Regions from separate parts of the Homo sapiens genome. Here region 1 is linked to region 2. The links are chromatin loops, found by intact Hi-C in ENCODE. Cell type or tissue: PC-3. All regions are shown on one strand. Each heading gives the region's core, and the rest is flanking DNA. Links, peaks and the distances in the headings are about the cores only.

The links. A loop is a pair of places that touch in the nucleus more often than their neighbours do. Peaks named below come from ENCODE experiments on the same cell type or tissue, not always from the same donor. Only the 100,000 strongest peaks of a DNase experiment are listed, where the experiment ranks them.
Region 1: a loop joins it to region 2, with 4 times the contacts of the local background. A loop is called at or near these places in 2 of 110 quality-filtered maps.

The regions. Positions count from the first base shown.
Region 1 is chr5:30,037,477-30,045,834 of GRCh38, forward strand. No RefSeq gene overlaps it. Among named protein-coding and RNA genes, the nearest start is that of LINC02064, 650 kb to the left of the region's middle. RefSeq lists an enhancer at 3,066-3,360. In PC-3, for the core only: CTCF peaks have their summits at 3,218 (motif pointing right) and 3,439; DNase peaks (open chromatin) are centred at 3,225 and 4,535.
Region 2 is chr5:30,095,332-30,103,689 of GRCh38, forward strand. It overlaps LOC105374707 (a long non-coding RNA gene), which reads right to left and starts at 7,056. Exons shown (of 3, transcript XR_925891.2): 1 at 6,504-7,056; 2 at 6,117-6,203; 3 at 3,274-3,720. LOC124901160 (a long non-coding RNA gene) reads left to right here and starts at 7,127. Exons shown (of 2, transcript XR_007059098.1): 1 at 7,127-7,194. In PC-3, for the core only: no CTCF peak of the experiment used is centred there; DNase peaks (open chromatin) are centred at 4,530 and 7,900; H3K4me3 peaks cover 553 bases; H3K27ac peaks cover 4,713 bases.

The sequences.
Region 1 (8,358 bases), core at 204-8,203, 58 kb before region 2:
AAAGAATGACTATGATCTAAAAGGGAAGAGATAACACATATTGACAAGAATATAGAGAATAGGAAACCCTAATACATTGTTAGTGTGAATGCAGATATATATAGCCATTATGGAAAGCAATGTGTAGGTTTCTTAAGCAATTAAAAATTGAAGTATCAGATGATCCAGCACTGCTCCCCTCTCTTTCTTTTTCTTGGTATGTATGCAAAGGAGATGAAATAGTCACACCTAAAGATATCTGGACTCCTGTGTTCATTGCAGCATTTTTCATAATAGCCAAAATATGGAAACAAACTAAATGTCCATCAATAGACATTTAGTTACAGATATGTAGTATAAATGAAATGGAGTATTATTCAGCCTTAAAAATAAGGAAACCTGCCATTTGCCACAACATGGATGAAGCTGAAGGACATAATGATAAGTAAAATAAGTCAGACACAGAAAAAAAAATTGCATGCATGATCTTACTTGTATTTGGAATATTAAAAAAAATCTCAAATACACAGACAGAGGGGAAAAAAGTAGTGGTTTCTACGGGAAGGGAGGAGGGTGATGAGGAAATGAAATGAAGTAGGCAAAAAATACAAAATAGCAGATATGTAGCATGAGCAAGTTTAGAGAGCTAATGTACAACATTAGTGAGAACTAATGTTAATAAAATTGTATTGTATTAGAAATTTTTGTTAAATAGATTTTAGCTGCTCTTATCACAAAAATGTATGTGAGATGATAAATGTGTTAATCTGTTTTACATTAGTAACCATTTTACTATCTATATGTATCCCATAAAATCATGTTGTAAACCTGAAATATAAACATAAAAATTTATTTTTTAAAAAAGAGTATCTGATAAATATAATATGAAATAGCAAACAAAACATGACCTAAAATGAAGAACTAGGGAAGTGTGGTATCCAAGAGTATATAGACAAAAGTAGGAATCAATGGATTATATTAATAATCATAAGCCAGATGAAGTGATCAGAATATTCTCTGTTATTTTTGAGGAAATGTCCTGATATTCATAATACATGTCCATATTATGAAGGAATAATTTTTGCTTTCTAATGGTTTCTGGAAGATTCAGAAAACATATATAATTAGTATAGTTTATTTGAAAAAATGAAGAGTGATTTTCTGCCAAACCTTTGACTAACTTTTGCAGAATACTCTCATAATAAGCAGATATTATTGTTCTTTGGCCCTCCAGAGAGTAAACAAAAGAAATGCCATGAGCAGACCAAATAAATAAACAAGTAAAACCTGTTGTGATGACTTTTGCTCTCAATTGGTCCACTTTTGCTTTGACTGGACCATTTTTACCTCTTGGTAACCATTGCTCTGATGGTGCCTTATTTTCAGGATCATACCAGGAAAGCCATGTTTGATCTCTTGTTACAATTCTTTGAAGAAATGCTACAGGATCTTGATCCCATTTGTTTAAAATTTCAATGGAAAACTCTGTTCTTATGTGCAGCAGTTGATTTCGGTGCAACAATTTTAGCACCCATTGAGTGAAAGATTTGCTAAAGTTTACGTTTTCAGTTAGAATTGCATAAGTTGAACTAATTGAGATGTCTATGGTGTTGGCTACTATTCATGCTGCTAATTGTTGGTTCTTTTCAATTATGGCACAAATGAAATTATTTTTTTCTTCACTCCTGTAATCTCGGAACTTTGGGAGGTTGAGATGGGAGAACTGCTTGAGCCTAACAGTTCAGGACCAGCCTGTACAACACAGTAAGACCTTATCCCTACAAAAATTTACATAAAAATAGTTGGGCATGGTGGTATGCACCTGTAGTCCCAGCTACTCAGCAGGCTGAGGTGGGAGAAATGCTTGAGTCTGGGAGGTTAACACTACAGTGAGCTGTGATTGCACCCCTGCACTCCAGCTTGTGTGACAGAGTGATATCCTGTCTCAGAAGAAAAAGAGAAAGAGAGGAAAAAAAAAACAGAATGGAAGGTAAGAAAGAAGAAAGGAAGGAAGGAAGAAGGGATGGAGGGAGGGAGGGAGGGAAGAAAGAAGGAAGGAAGGAAGGAAGGAAGGAAGGAAGGAAGGAAGGAAGGAAGGAAAAATAATTTATGAAGATGGGCTGCCATGCAGGCTTTGTCTTAAAATCATCTTAACCCTTCTAAAAAAAGTTTTCTATCTGTAAACTGCTGATTTCTTTGTCTCCATAAACTTTTCAAAAAGCATCAGTGATTTTCCCATTCTTTAACCCAGGTTTAATGTTTATTTTTGTCTCAATTTTAGCAGAAAGCATGATGCTGTGATAGGGGCTGTTCTCAAACTGATGTCATCCTTCTTAATGCCTAAAACTAGGTCCCTTTAGGACACAGTAACAAGTGAGTATGAGTTTAATTTGGTGCAAAAAATATTGAAATCCATGCACAGTTTCATAATAATGTTTATTAAACATATGTTGATCCTTATTAACAGAATCGTTGTGATAGTGATATTTGCCCTTACTCTCAGCTTTGGCTAGGCCACAGAATTTAGACAACAAATTAGAGGAAACAGAAATAAAACCACACTTAACCGTGTCAAAGAAAAAGTCCCCTGTCTTGACAGTGCAGAGTAGAAAAATAAATTATGTAAGAAAAGCTTTACATGTTCTTACATCACCTGTATGTTGAAGAATCCCTTTTAATATATCCAAATTTGTTTTTGTCACTCACTGCCTTTTTAAAATATACTTAGTGAAGTAACTGTCGGGGCGTTTCTTCTCACTTATAAATACAATTGTTCTAGAGGCACTTTTATTGTTATCACAGACACAATTTAGTAATTAGAATGTTCAATCCAATATATTAATTTCAACTCTGAATTTGAATTTAATAGCATATTTCTAATCCATTCAAACCAGCCTGTTTTAAGCTGTAAGCCTTCAGGATTAAAAACGGGTATAGTGAATTTTTTATTTTTAAAGTTCTCTTATTTAAAAAAATCCCTCTCCTGCCTTCTTTTATAGACACTATTTTCAAATTAATGGCATTTCTTGTTTTAACTATCATTGAGCACTAGGGGCATGACATACATTTGGGGAGAGCTTCTTCTGTGAATTCTTCTGAGGTTTGCTGCTAGCCTCTTCTCTTTTGCCATTCTCTTGACCATGGCAAATTAACCTCTATTCTAACTGATCTTGACCACTCTTTCCCGAGCTCTGGGGATGCATCTTTAGCTTTTTGCTGCTAAGTTCCCTCCATGACTCCAGGTGGCGCTATTGGACAAAAGTCAAGATGGCTTGCTCTTTGCACAGTTCAAGTCCACTACGAGAGAACCGTAAAAGCATTCATTGTTAAAACACATCCAGGGAGTGCAGGCCCATCCCAAAGCAGTGACCTTCTCTAAAGAGATATATTAAGTCCTTTTCTCTTGTGCAAGGGTTCCGAGGTGAGAGTCAGACTTAGTTCGTTCTGCCTCCTAGATGAAAGAATTGTATATTAAGCTCTGCATAGATCTCTGTGAGAGTCCACACCCCAGAAGAATGTTTGAGTCCAGGGATCAAGCCCTCCTCTCTGTAGGAGAGGAAATGAATATCACATCATATTCTTATCTAAAGATATCTTCTTCCCAATATCTTCAATAAAAAAAACTTCTCTCCTTTTTCTTTCTCTTGCCTTTCTTACATACTTGAGGTGAATGAATCCCAACCCTGATACCAATTGTATTATTATCTTATATTTACTTTGTATATTCCACACATGGTGATTTGCCCTGGAATTTTATATTTACTATACTTTTTAGATGTATAGTAAATATACATTTATAGATGTAGATGTACTATAGTAGAAATACATTTATATCAACTACACGTTGGAGTCATTTATGAAATCTCGAAATTAGTAAGCTCTTATTATAAAATTAACAAGCTGTTACTTACAAAATTTTAATCATATAATAGTGAAATGACACTGGCTTCATAAGGCATCTTGCATACTTAACTATATCTAGATGCACTTAGGAGAAGCATTTGAGCAAGAACATGCCAGGAGATTCAGTGAAGCATAAAAGAATCAGGCACAGGCCAAAAGAGACAATCTGTTTCTGACACTTACAATCCTGGAATAGGTGTTCTATTGAAAGAGAGCAATTCTGCTTATTATAAAATAGTTTCCTGCAGGACTTGTTCATTCATTTATTCACTCATAAAATAAACATAAATATCTTGTAGGTACCAATGACGGCAGTGGGGCCCATCTAGAGCAGCCACTGTGAAGATGCTGTCTGTGGCGGGGGAGGCCTAGTCAGGGCTGCGCACTCCAGCTGGTGGAGCCAGGAACAGGCAGAAACCCCTCCTGTTTCTGAGTTGGTGGGGCAGGAGCACCGCCCTCCTGGGCACAGATGCAGTCACCCAGCCGCGGCTGTGGACCCAGGTATCCCTGCACTCTAGGGGACCTGGGAAGTCCCCTGCCCCCCACAGATTCAGAAGTGCCTGCTTCCACTGCATGGCCTCACCCTACTCCCAGTGCCCGATTCAATTTCAAAGCAAAATTGAGGTTGAGTCAGGATGCTGTCACCACCCAGCCAGGTGTGCATGTGCTCAGGACAGCACTGACACACCAGCACCCTGTCACCTTCGTGCCCTCTGAGCTTTGGGCACCAATGACCATGGGAGTGAGGCTGAGGGGGGGGCTGAGGGCAGCTAAATGTGGGCATGCAGGTATCCTTCAGCACGAATAGCCTGGGAGCCACTGGCACTATGGATAGCAGGTTTATGGTCGTAGGAGGCAGACAGTCTCCAGGGCAAAAAGGGGCAGGTCCCCAGTAAAGCCCCACCTTCAAGCCAGGGAGGTACTGAAGCATGGGGCTGGGCTGCCAGTTCTGTGGACTGGAGTGAGAACTTACAGTGCTTTTACCAGGCCTGCCCATGGTCACCCATGGACTATGCAGCACGTGTTTTCTCCCCTCTGAAACCTGTAGAAACCCCAGAATCAGCCACAGGGAGATGATGAGATGACCTGCCTGTAAAAGGCGCTACCCACTTCAGGTCTCCTGAGAACTGTACTATCGCTTAATAAAATACCTCTTTGCCTAGCTCACTCTCCAGTTATTTGCATACTTCATTCTTCCTGGACATGGACAAGAATTCAGAACCTGCTGAATAGTGTGACTGAAAGAACTGTAACACAAACAAAGCTGAAACACACCCCTTGCTCACCACGTTGTGGGTGAAGAGAAGGAGAGAAGAGGGAAAAAGAGAAGAGCTGCAGCCCTTTTGGGAGCCCAGACATAGGAGCTCCTTGAGCCAGGGCTGTGACACCCCCTTTGGGGCAATGTGGTTCCTGGCATCGTCAAACTTCTGGGCACCACTGCATTGCCCAGTGCCAGCAGTGGAAGCTGCTTGTGGTACGCCTGGTCCAGCTGCAGCCTCACAGGGAGCTGGCTCCCGTGCTGGCACCTGGAGCTGTCCACCTGCGGCAGCCAGAGTGCCTCGCTGTGAGCCGCAGCTGGACCCCACGCTCGCTCACTCACTCTCCCCTCACCGCTTTGTGCCTTGCTTGCCCTTGGCAGGTGTGGGATCTGGGCCAGTATCACAAGCTGAGCACAGCCTGACAAGCTGAATGGGTAGAACGAGCCCAATGTGCCTGAGCAAAACTGAGGCAAAGGCGCCACCAGCTACGGAAGCTTCCGGCTGGCAAAGCAACACTCTGCGTATCCCGTGACACCCACCTGTATGCAGTGAGCTAACACGCTGTGCAAGAATAACAAACATTAGTCAGATTTAACAGAAATAGTGATATAACCTTTCTAAGGAAAAGTTCATTTGGTATCCTCCAAGCCTTATTAGAAAAGTTTAAAAGTAGCATTGTAAAATATTCAATGCAGGAGCATAATCATGTTTGCCTTCTGATCTGCTACTTAATGTTGGTTTAAGTTGCTTACAGTAAGTCCTAGCTATGATTTGAGATGTAAATTTTTATTCAGTTACTGATTTCCTCAGAATTTCAAATGAAAATTCAAGCCAACAGAAATAAATCACTTTAAAAATTATCTGAGCTTTTCATGGCACAATTTGGTGATCTCAAAGACATAGTCATAGCATTTAAGAGAAAAATATTTCACTTTCTTTCAGTGATGACAAATTATTTAATTATAAAGTTAATTACACAAAAACATGAAACTAGTAATCAATTCTCTAATATATTATTTATACAAATGCAATATCAAAAAGTTACTAATTAAGTATAAACATTAAAATATTGATGAATTAGATGATAAATTAACATAATATCATATTAATATAAAGGTTTGATGGTTTGCTGAAACTAAATCCCCACTTAAAACACAAAAACAGGCTGGGTGTGGTGGCTCACTTCTGTAATCCCAGCACTTTGGGAGGCTGAGGCGGTGGATCACCTGAGGTCAGGAGTTCAAGAACAGCCTGGCCAACATGGTGAAACCCCATATCTACTAAAAATACCAAAAAAAAGTTATCTGGCATGGTGGTGGGCGCCTGTAATCCCAGCTACTGGGGAGGCTGAGGCAGGAGAATCGCCTGGACCCAGGAGGCAGAGTTTGCAGTGAGCCAAGATTACACCATTGCATTCCAGCCTGGGCAACAAGAGCAAAACTCCATCTCAAAAACAAAACAAAACAAACAAAAGTGTTGCTACATTGGCGTGGGTTTTGTTGAATTTAGCATACTTCCTTTAGTGTCTGGTATGTGATGCTTCCATTCTTTCAACAGCTTTAATTTTCCTGTTCAAACAACTGAATTTATACAGTATTCAATGGGGTTCCATGGTCTTGGTGTAGCAACAATATATTATTTAATTATTTGTTGGCCTCTGTTTTTTCCACCTTAACCTGAAAACATAAAAGAGTAAAATGATTTGTTAATTCAATGAATCATAAACATAAAGGTAAATCCATTTACTGAACTCATACTATAATGCAGCCATTATAGTTATAATTGACTCTGTAGTCCTAAGTTAGTCATTGGAAGGATGCAGAACAGACTAGTACTAATTGTTTAAACCTATAATTGAAGTAGATGCGTATACTTAAAACTTTTTCAGGACAATAACTAAGAAGGAGGATAAAAAGGAAGAAGAAGAGAAGGAGAGAGAAAGAAGGGGAGGTAAAAGAAGAAGGAAGAGGAAACTTTCAGAAACTTTAGGAACATATGGCTCCCTGAGAGACAAGGATTTAGACATTGGGGTACCTTTGTACTCAGGTTAGTTTATGAAACAGTATTTTATTTTATATTAGGCTCTAAAACCAATGTATTTCTTTTTAGTTTTATGTTCTTATTTTGAGATATTTGACATATATATATGACATGTGTATAAGTTACAAAGCACAAAAGAGTGACTGAAGGGCTGGGCACAGTGGCTCATGTCTGTAATCCCAGCATCTCAGAAGGCTGAGGTGGGAGAATCACTTGAACTTGAGAGTAAGCTCTGAAAGTATCTCATCTAGATATGTGCTAAATGCAGGTACCATAGCTGGTCTGTTCAAATTCTACCTAATTACTTTTTATCAGATATATGTAATATTGAAATTTACTTTTCAGGCAACTAAGAGTTTGCATACAAACAAAGAACAATGAACACGAAAACAGAATTTTAATGAAAAGCTTGTTGTTCACACATTGGCAGCTATTTCAAAATGCATTACAAAACTTTATGTCAATCAAATAAATTACATATATGAGTTTAAAATAATCATAAATATTTCCTCATATTATTGAGTTTTTCTGGCTCATATAATATTTTTATGCAGGAAAGAGGTTTGGAAATCAAATAATATCTTCTTATTTTCATTTTTTATGTTCCTTTGTCTCAATACATATTTTGCATAGCAGGAGATGATCAGCTTGGTATAATGTTGTCACGAGTTTGAATTAATAATATATTACAGATACATCAGTTTATACAGGAAGATTCTAGTTACTGAAATCACGACATTTTACAGTCCCTTGGTTCTACTTCTTTTATTCAAAGATATTTGAAAGTGAAGTTATTAACATTAGAACTGTTTTGACAGAGGTGGATACATAACCTAAATTTAACCAATCTAATTGCCCAGCATAAAAATGTAAAATGAGGACTGTTCATATGGATTGGTTATGAAAGATAGTGGCCTGCAGGAGCTAGCATCTATCAACTATGAGAATAGGGGAACAGAGAAGACTAGTGGTGGCCAGCATCTATCAACTATGAGAATAGGTGGCCAGCATCTATCACTAAGTGGTGGCTAGCTTCTATCAACTATGAGAACAGGGGAACAGAGAAGACTAGTCCAGAGAGAACAAAGATTTAAGCAAAGGAGAGAAAGAAAAATGAAAATGGAAATGAACTTCTACGTGCTTTTATGGCATAGCTTCAATCCCTTCTTGAGTACTT
Region 2 (8,358 bases), core at 259-8,258:
AGTTTTAAATTCTTTGTTAGAAGAACTGCATGATTAACGAATAATAACTGAGTAATAGGGCCACAACTGAGAATCATATGTTTAGAGATATTTATTTGAAACATTATATTTTAAAGATGACTTTTGAATGATCAATACATCATTCACAGGAAATAATCAAAGGATTATTCATAAGAAAGTAAAACTGCATTTTTACTTATTTATTTATCAATTTTTTTTTAAGTTCCAGGGTACATGTGTAGGATGAGCATGTTTGTTACATAGGTAAATGTGTGCCACGGTGGTTTGCTGCATAGATCAACCCGTCACCCAGGTATTAAGCCCAACACACATTAGCTGTTTTTCCTGATGCTCTCCCTCCTCCTCCTCCCTGACAGGCCCCAGCGTGTGTTGTTCCCAACAATGTGTCCAGACTACGTACACGGAAAACACATTTACTAATGTTTTAAACGAATGAAGGTTATTTCAATGTTATACAACGTAGTGGTTAATTTACAATTAAAATTCAACATCTTTGCTCTAAAACCTATGGACAATTTTCTACTAATTAGAATTTCCTCTCTAGCCTCTCTGTCTCTTCTCAGAAACTCCTTTCCCTTACTCTATTCTCCAACTTCAAAGTTATCTGTAAGAACATCACTTTTCATTTTAGAACTTTATTTTTAACCTCAACTTTAAACTTTATTTTTTTATTTTTTCACACAGAAAAATCTAACATCTACACTCCTTCTAACATCCACATATGTGCTCAAGGCTCACTTTTTCACCTCTCAAGTTTCACTAAAAAAATCTACTAAACACATAGCCAGCTATTTTTTAGAATCAAAGAAAAATAATAAGACAGGTGAAATTATAGTTTTATTTTGACTTATAAGTATGCATCCCAATCAGGGACCATGATCTTCTATTTGTTATTGTTTTTATTTGTTTGATTGGATATGGCATTATCTACGCAGAGATAACAAAGTTGAAATTCAATGTTTATAGGGTAGTCAATGAATGCTTCTCTGGAAAAATTATTTATAAAATGTCTGGTGCATGATCAATATGGAACAAATGCTAATAATAAAATTATTTATTGTGTGTGCTTGTTGAAGTTGCTAATCTGAGATCAGATTGGGCATTTTATTTCTGTTCAGCCATGTGTCCATGCTGTGTAAGTTTCCCTGACTAGCTTTGTAGAGTCCCCTCAAGCTTAGTCAGGAAGCAGCAATACTGCATGTTTAGCTTTTGGCCAGTCATGGTCACAGCTGGAAAGATGAGAACTCTAAAGGCTGCTGCTTTCAAGCTTTGTTGAGTTGCTTGTAAAATAAGTAATGTGTTCTTGGAAGCTAATGTAGCCAGTAACTATCACTCACCCAATAAGGTGCTATACTATTTGCCAGTATCTCCCTTTCTAAATTCAGAGTCATCATGTGCTTTCTTTGGAGAAATTACTGACAGGTATCTTTGTCTTCATTCCATCATGTCTCATCTTCAGAAAACACTGAAAAATTTTCTAATATTTAACTATGTAAATGGTACCCCTTCAATTTAACAAGATGAATGCCTCTGATACTTTTATGTATTTTTGGTTATTTTAGCAGGAATCTGAAAGATGAACAAATTAGAAGTCTGCATTCCGTAGAAATTTTGCATTTCATAGAAAGTTTGCAAAGGTTTACTAAACACAAATTTTTCTTATAGTCAATGGATTGACAAATGTATATAAAAATATTGAAAATTGGAAGACTGCAAGGAAGTCACAGGCCATTAAAGAGATACTTTAAATAACCAAGAATAGTCATACATAGCACCAGCTAAATTAAATGGGTTTAATATGCTAGTTTCTGATGAATATCTTAAATTTAACACAAGGCATTCTTTTGGGGGTCATAAGGCATGGTTCTTAGTACTTTAAAGAAGTATAGTGATTTAACATAGATTTATATTTATTTATAATCTAGTACATAAAATAAAAAAGATTTAAATCATTATGAGGCAAAAGTTATATGGTGTTTTAAATTCTATGGCTGTCATAGAAAATACGTTTTGCCTAGTTTGAGTGATTAGGTAAAGCTCCTAGAGACGGTAATATTTATGACAAAACTAAATTAGAGGTAAGACGTAAGCAGGAGGAGATAAGTGAAATTTCGATGAGGAAAACTGCAAAAGCAAAGACAGAGTCAAGTATGGGCCAAGAATGATTGAACAAAAAGTCTGTGAAACATGCTAAAATTTAGGTTATACAAAAAATATGTGAAGAGCTTATAGAAAGATATGTTGGATGACACAAATAGAACTGGAAAAGCTATTAGCTGTCTCTTTGACAACCTGTGATAAGTTCAACATTAGCAACAAATAACATATACTGAATTGCTACTATAAAATTTGATTCAGAAGTGGGGTTCCAAAAGATTAGCTGGATTCAGTGTAAAAGCCTGCAGACAAAACAGGGTATGCACAGAGAGAAAAGAGAACAAAAATAAAACCATGAATCCTCTCAGTTAAAAGGAAAATTTGAAAATATTTGGAGAAATATAATATTAAGAAAAGAATAAGTATAGAACCAAGCAGTCGGAACAGGACCTCATTACAAATGAAACTATTTGTGTGGAATATTTTGAAAAATACTTCAAAGTAAGTATAATGGCAGGATTTAGAAAGTAAGTGCAAAACCTCTATTTTAAAAGAATTCGGTACATATAGAACAGGAATTCTTATGATTGAAGTAAAACATGTGATTTCTTAAAAAGAAGAACTCATTTAAAAACATAATTTAAAAATAAATAAATGGGATTAATTTTATATTAGATGTGGCAAATGGGAGGCTAAAGGAATTAAAGCTTTCAGAATTTTAGAAAAGCAAAAGTCTTCAAATTTAAAACTGTAATTGGTGAACAGGAGAAATGAAAATCAATCCTTGCCTATAGAAATTCTAAGGAGACTCCAGTAAACCAAAAATATATAAAATATAGAATGCCTACAAATAAATGATAACTTCACCTACTCTCCAAAGCAACTTGACCAGAAGATCATTACAGTAATAATTTCAAAGTGCAGAAAAATATCTAATGATTAGTACAGAATTTTATTCCTAGCTAATTTACATTTCATAAAGAGAAGCAAAATAAAGATACTTGAAGATATACAAAAACTAAAAGCTTAGTATATATAACCTGTCAATAAAAGAAATAAAAATAAATGTACTTCAGCCAGCAGAAAAAGTAAACTCTGAGGAAAAGCACATGAAACAATTTAAAAAGTAAATATGAAAATTAATAAATATGTAGGTAAATTGAACACATTTTTAAATTGTTTTATTACATTTAAAGTTTTGGAATACATGTGCAGAACATACAGGTTTGTTACATAGGTATACACGTGCCATGGTGGTTTGCTGCTCCCATCAACCCGTCATCTATATTAGGTATTTCCCCTAATGCTCTCCCTCCCCAAGCCTGCCACCCCCCGATAGGCCCCGGTGTGTGATATTCCCCTCCTTGTGTCCGTGTGTTCTCATGGTTGAACTTCCACTTATGAATGAGAACATGCGGTGTTTAGTTTTCTGTTCTTCTGTTAGTTTGATGAGAATGATGGTTTCCAACTTCATTAATGTCCCTGCAAAGGACATAAACTCGTCCTTTTTTTTGGCTGCAAAGTATTCCGTGGTGTATATGTGCCACATTTTCTTTATTCAGTCTATCATTGATGGATGTTTCGGTTGGTTCCAAGTCTTTGCTAAGAAACAGAAAAACAATGAAACTAAACTAAACATATACTTTTAATTATAGCATTTCTATTCACATAAATGAAATAATAATGCTGACAGTGCATATAGGAGGAAATATAGGTTTTGGTGAGGAAAAAGATGTTTAGATGATTAAGAAACTTTTAAAATTTGACAAATGAAAGATACAGCATGTGGTTCAGTACTAACAATAAGAATTGTAAAATAGCAATCCCAATACATTTGAGAATCATTATAACAATCTACAATGTTCAACAACAAAAAAGCAATAATAGTATTAATAAATCTAATATTTAAAGATCTACTTAATTTGCAGAATCAATTCTTATGTCAAAACACATTCATTTTTCAATCCTTTTAAAATTTTTTCAATAGATTTTAGTTTTAGTATGTTTCTGTGTTTATTATGTCTATTCAAACATCTCTCATAGTGTCAAAGTACAATCTTTGTCAAAAGAAGCTTATTACCAAAAGAAATATGATGAGGAAATATGACTTTTCTATATGTCAAGGAAATGTGATGGTAAAAACAAACACAATTTGTTATTTTAAGCATTTCATTTCAAATGGAAGTCTTTCTGCTGGAGAAATTATTTGTTTTACTCTTAGGCAGTTGTGCACCCTGCGGAGAATGAATGCATAGAGAATGTAACCTTTCTCGGGTCTTCATTTTAATCACACTCTTGCCTAATCTCCATTTTATTCCTCGGAGACATTAGTCATCCTTAAAGAATGCCTTCTTGTAATAAAAATGCACTGCATTGGGTTTAATGTGTTGACTTTTGCAGATATTTTTGTTGGGAATATTGTATTCAAGAATAATGTAAACAGAGTACTTTATAATCGTGTTTATATTATGAATGATGCCAATGAAGGTAGATCACGCAACTGCCATCTGCAGGTTTTGCAGACATCTCACACATCTGCTATTGCTTCATGAAAGCCATGACATGTACACATAACTTCCAAGGCTTTTGATTATTCACACAAGATATGATCGATTAGCTGCTAAGAAAGTGGGTTTAAAAAACTTTTCCTGAGGGAAGCAGAGCAAGAAAAGAGCATTTTCTCAACTATCAATATATCTAGGGGCCACAATATTTAAGGAAACGCAGGCTAGAGTACAAGAAAAGAACTACTGTTACTTCTGACATTGATTTTTTTCAAGTAGACATAAATATTTGACCTTCACCCTCATTGACAATATTTCTATTTCTGTTCAGGTTAAATTTTTATCTTTCCCAAGATAAATCAGTTGGTGGGAGCATCTGACAAAGCATTTGCATCATCCTACTTAATCTCTCTAAAGAAGGCATCACAGTGCTTAAGTCAAATGCTTAGCCCGTTTACAGAGAGGATTCAGAAGAAAAGTAGTTTATGATTCTGTGTGTGAGAGAGAGAGAGACAGAGAGAGAGGGAGAGAGAGAGAGAGAAAGAGAAAGAGAGAGAGAGACAGAGAGAGAATTGGAAGAAAAGATGCGAGAGGTAAGAGAGAGAATATGCATGTGAATTTAATAGCACAAACAACACGCTGTAACATTCATTAGAAGATTATACTAGAGTTCACTTCGGGTTCTGTTTGAAAAATTTCTCTAAAAGAAGATATTTGTTTCCTAAGTCTGTGAACTCAAGCTCCCAATCACTGAACTCTGAGAGTTTTGTTACAGGAACATTTCTCTGGGACTCAGGAAATCTCACAGAGCTCCTTAATCACAATGTGTTTTTTACTTATGTGTTTGTTTCCTGTTGCAGTTGTAACAAATTACCGCAAACATAGTTCTTAAAACAGCATAAATTTATTCTGTTTCTGTTCTGGAGGCCAGAAGTGTGAAATCTGTTCCACTGTGTCAAAGCCGAGGTGTCAGCAGGGCTGGTTTCTTCAGGAGACTCTAGGGCAGACTCCATCTCCTTGGCTTTCCAGCTGGTAGTGGCTGCCTGTATCCTTTGGCTAAGGACACTTTCTCTATCTTCAAAGCACAAAACTCCAATCTCTGCTTCCATCATCATATTGCCTCTTCCTCTCCAGCCCTTCTCTGATCGCCTGCTTCTTTACTTTAAGTACTCCTGTGATTGCATCATATGATTGCATCATACCCACCTGGTAACCCAAAATTATCACCCAAACTCAAGATCATCAACTTAATCTCATATGCAAAATTTCTTTTGCCATATAAGGTAACATATTAAGATGTGGATATTTGGGGGAGCCATGATTAGCTATACTTTAGTATAGCCAAAATCACTGGTTTAGAAAGTACGTTTTTTATTTTCATAGGTAGCAGATTCAATATAAACCAAGTGTTTATTCTGCACTTAGGATGCAATAAAAAAGGCACGGACACCTGGACATGTATGTTTTGTACTTATGTAGTACTGTGTAACTTACATAAATATATGCATTAGAAGGAAAGGAATACAAATCAACTAGCTCAGCTCAGCATTAGAAATCTTGACAAAGAAGAGCAAATTAAGCCTAAAAGAAGAAGAAATATTAAAAATTAGAATGAAACTCTACAAAACTGAGAAAAAATAGAGAAAGTAAATACAAGCAAAAGATACTTTTTAAAACATCGATAAAATTTATAAACCTGTAGCCAGGCTAATAAAGACAAAAGTTGAAGAGACACAAATTACAAATACCAAAAATATAAAAAGACTTCTCTATTCTTACTTGTACTTTGAAAGGCTAACAAGTGAATAGTATAGGTAACACTAAGCACAAAAACTTAAAAATACAGATATGATGGACAAATACTTTGAATGACACACCTACCAAAATTCACATAAGGAGAAATAGATACTATCGGTAGCTCTTTATCTACAGAAAATTATCAATAATCGAATATCTTCCAAAAAGAGAGCATGAATCTCAAATTTCACTGATGAATTCTTTAAAACATTTAACATGAAAACATATTTATTTTTTGTAATCTTCTCAAAAAATAAAAGCAAAGGGATCAATCCTTATTCATTCTATGGGCCAACATTACCCAGATAAAGTTATTAGAAGAAAGAAAACTATGAATTGGTATCTCACAGAAAATACAGGCAAAAATTCTCAACACATCCAACAAAGTGTGAAATGAATTATATAACAAGACCAAGTGGGATTTATTCCAGATATTCAAGCCTGTTTTAGTATTTACACTATATCAATGTAATCTACCATGTCAACACATTTAAGAAGAAAAATCATATTATTATATCCATTGAAGAAAGCATGTGGCAAAATACAACATCCACTAACGATCTCATGACAAACTTTCACAAATATTCCAATTGAGAAAAACATTTCTAGCAGTACTCCTTAAAACTGCCTAGGTCATCAAAACCAGGGAACCTTTGAAAAACTGTCACAGAAGAGAAGACAAAGGAGACATGATGACTAAATGGAATGTGGAATCCTGGATGGGATTCTGGGACAGAAAAAGAACATTACGTAAAATTAAGGAAATCTGAATAAAGTAGGCATTATAGTTCATCTTTATATATCAGTATTAGTTCATTAATTGTGACAAGTATGCCATCCTAATATGAAGTACTAAGAGTAGGAAAAACTGAATGTGAGGAATATGCAAATTCTCTGTACTACGTATCACAACTTTTCTGTAAATCATAAGCTAAAGTTATATTAAAACTTTAAAAAGTTTATTTAAAAACAACCATCAAAAATTTGAATGTGTTCATATAATTCTCTCAATTTTTTTTCAAAAGAATACAATTTCTGCCACAAATATAACTGATGTTATTTTGGGGGATGTGGAGGATACTCATTAATTTAGATTATAAGGGGGAGAGTTTAAAAAGTATTAAATAGTAGTATTACAACTTACAAATATAATTTTGGTCCGTTGCTATGATTGTTGAAAAATCAGCTTACAATTTAGCCTTTAAAATATTTGTCCTTATGAAAAAGAACTGGAAGATTTGTCCTCTGCTATAACATTTTTTAACCTGAAAATTTCCTTGCTTTTTACATTAATATTTTAAATTATTTTAACCCTAAACAGATTCAATGAGTGTATTACTATTAAAGTAACATACCTTATTTCAAATAATTCTTTTTAGCACATAAAAGTGTGTGAGTGTGTATTTTGGCAGAACATATATTTTTGCCAGCAGATTCTATGAATTACTCATAGTTTTGAAATGTAGCAACTCATCGAATAAGGAAGAAGTCATATAAAAATACTACTTCTTCTCTGAGGATGGAGCCAAGTAGCTATCTTCCACATGCTCCATGAAAAAGTAAATAGTTTAGCTATGGAGAAATTATTACTTCATTTCATTTATTCTCCTCTCTTCAATCCAAAAGGCACTAAGTGAATTCTTTCTTACATACTCAAAGGCAGTGTGTGTATGTGTGTGTGTGTGTGTGTGTGTGTGTGTGCATGCATGCATATATGTATTTATTTCAGACATTGGAGTGACTTTGACTTTGTTTCCATTTGATACCATATAAATAAAATATATTTAAAAATACTAAGCAGTACTATTTTATTGAGAAGGACACATAAGCTGCTTACGTGAACGTTGTAGATATTGAAGACAGGAAGCTAGCATTGTGGTTTTTCTCATTTTCCAACATAACTTTTCAAGAAGTTAGGAAATGAGGATTGATATCTTTA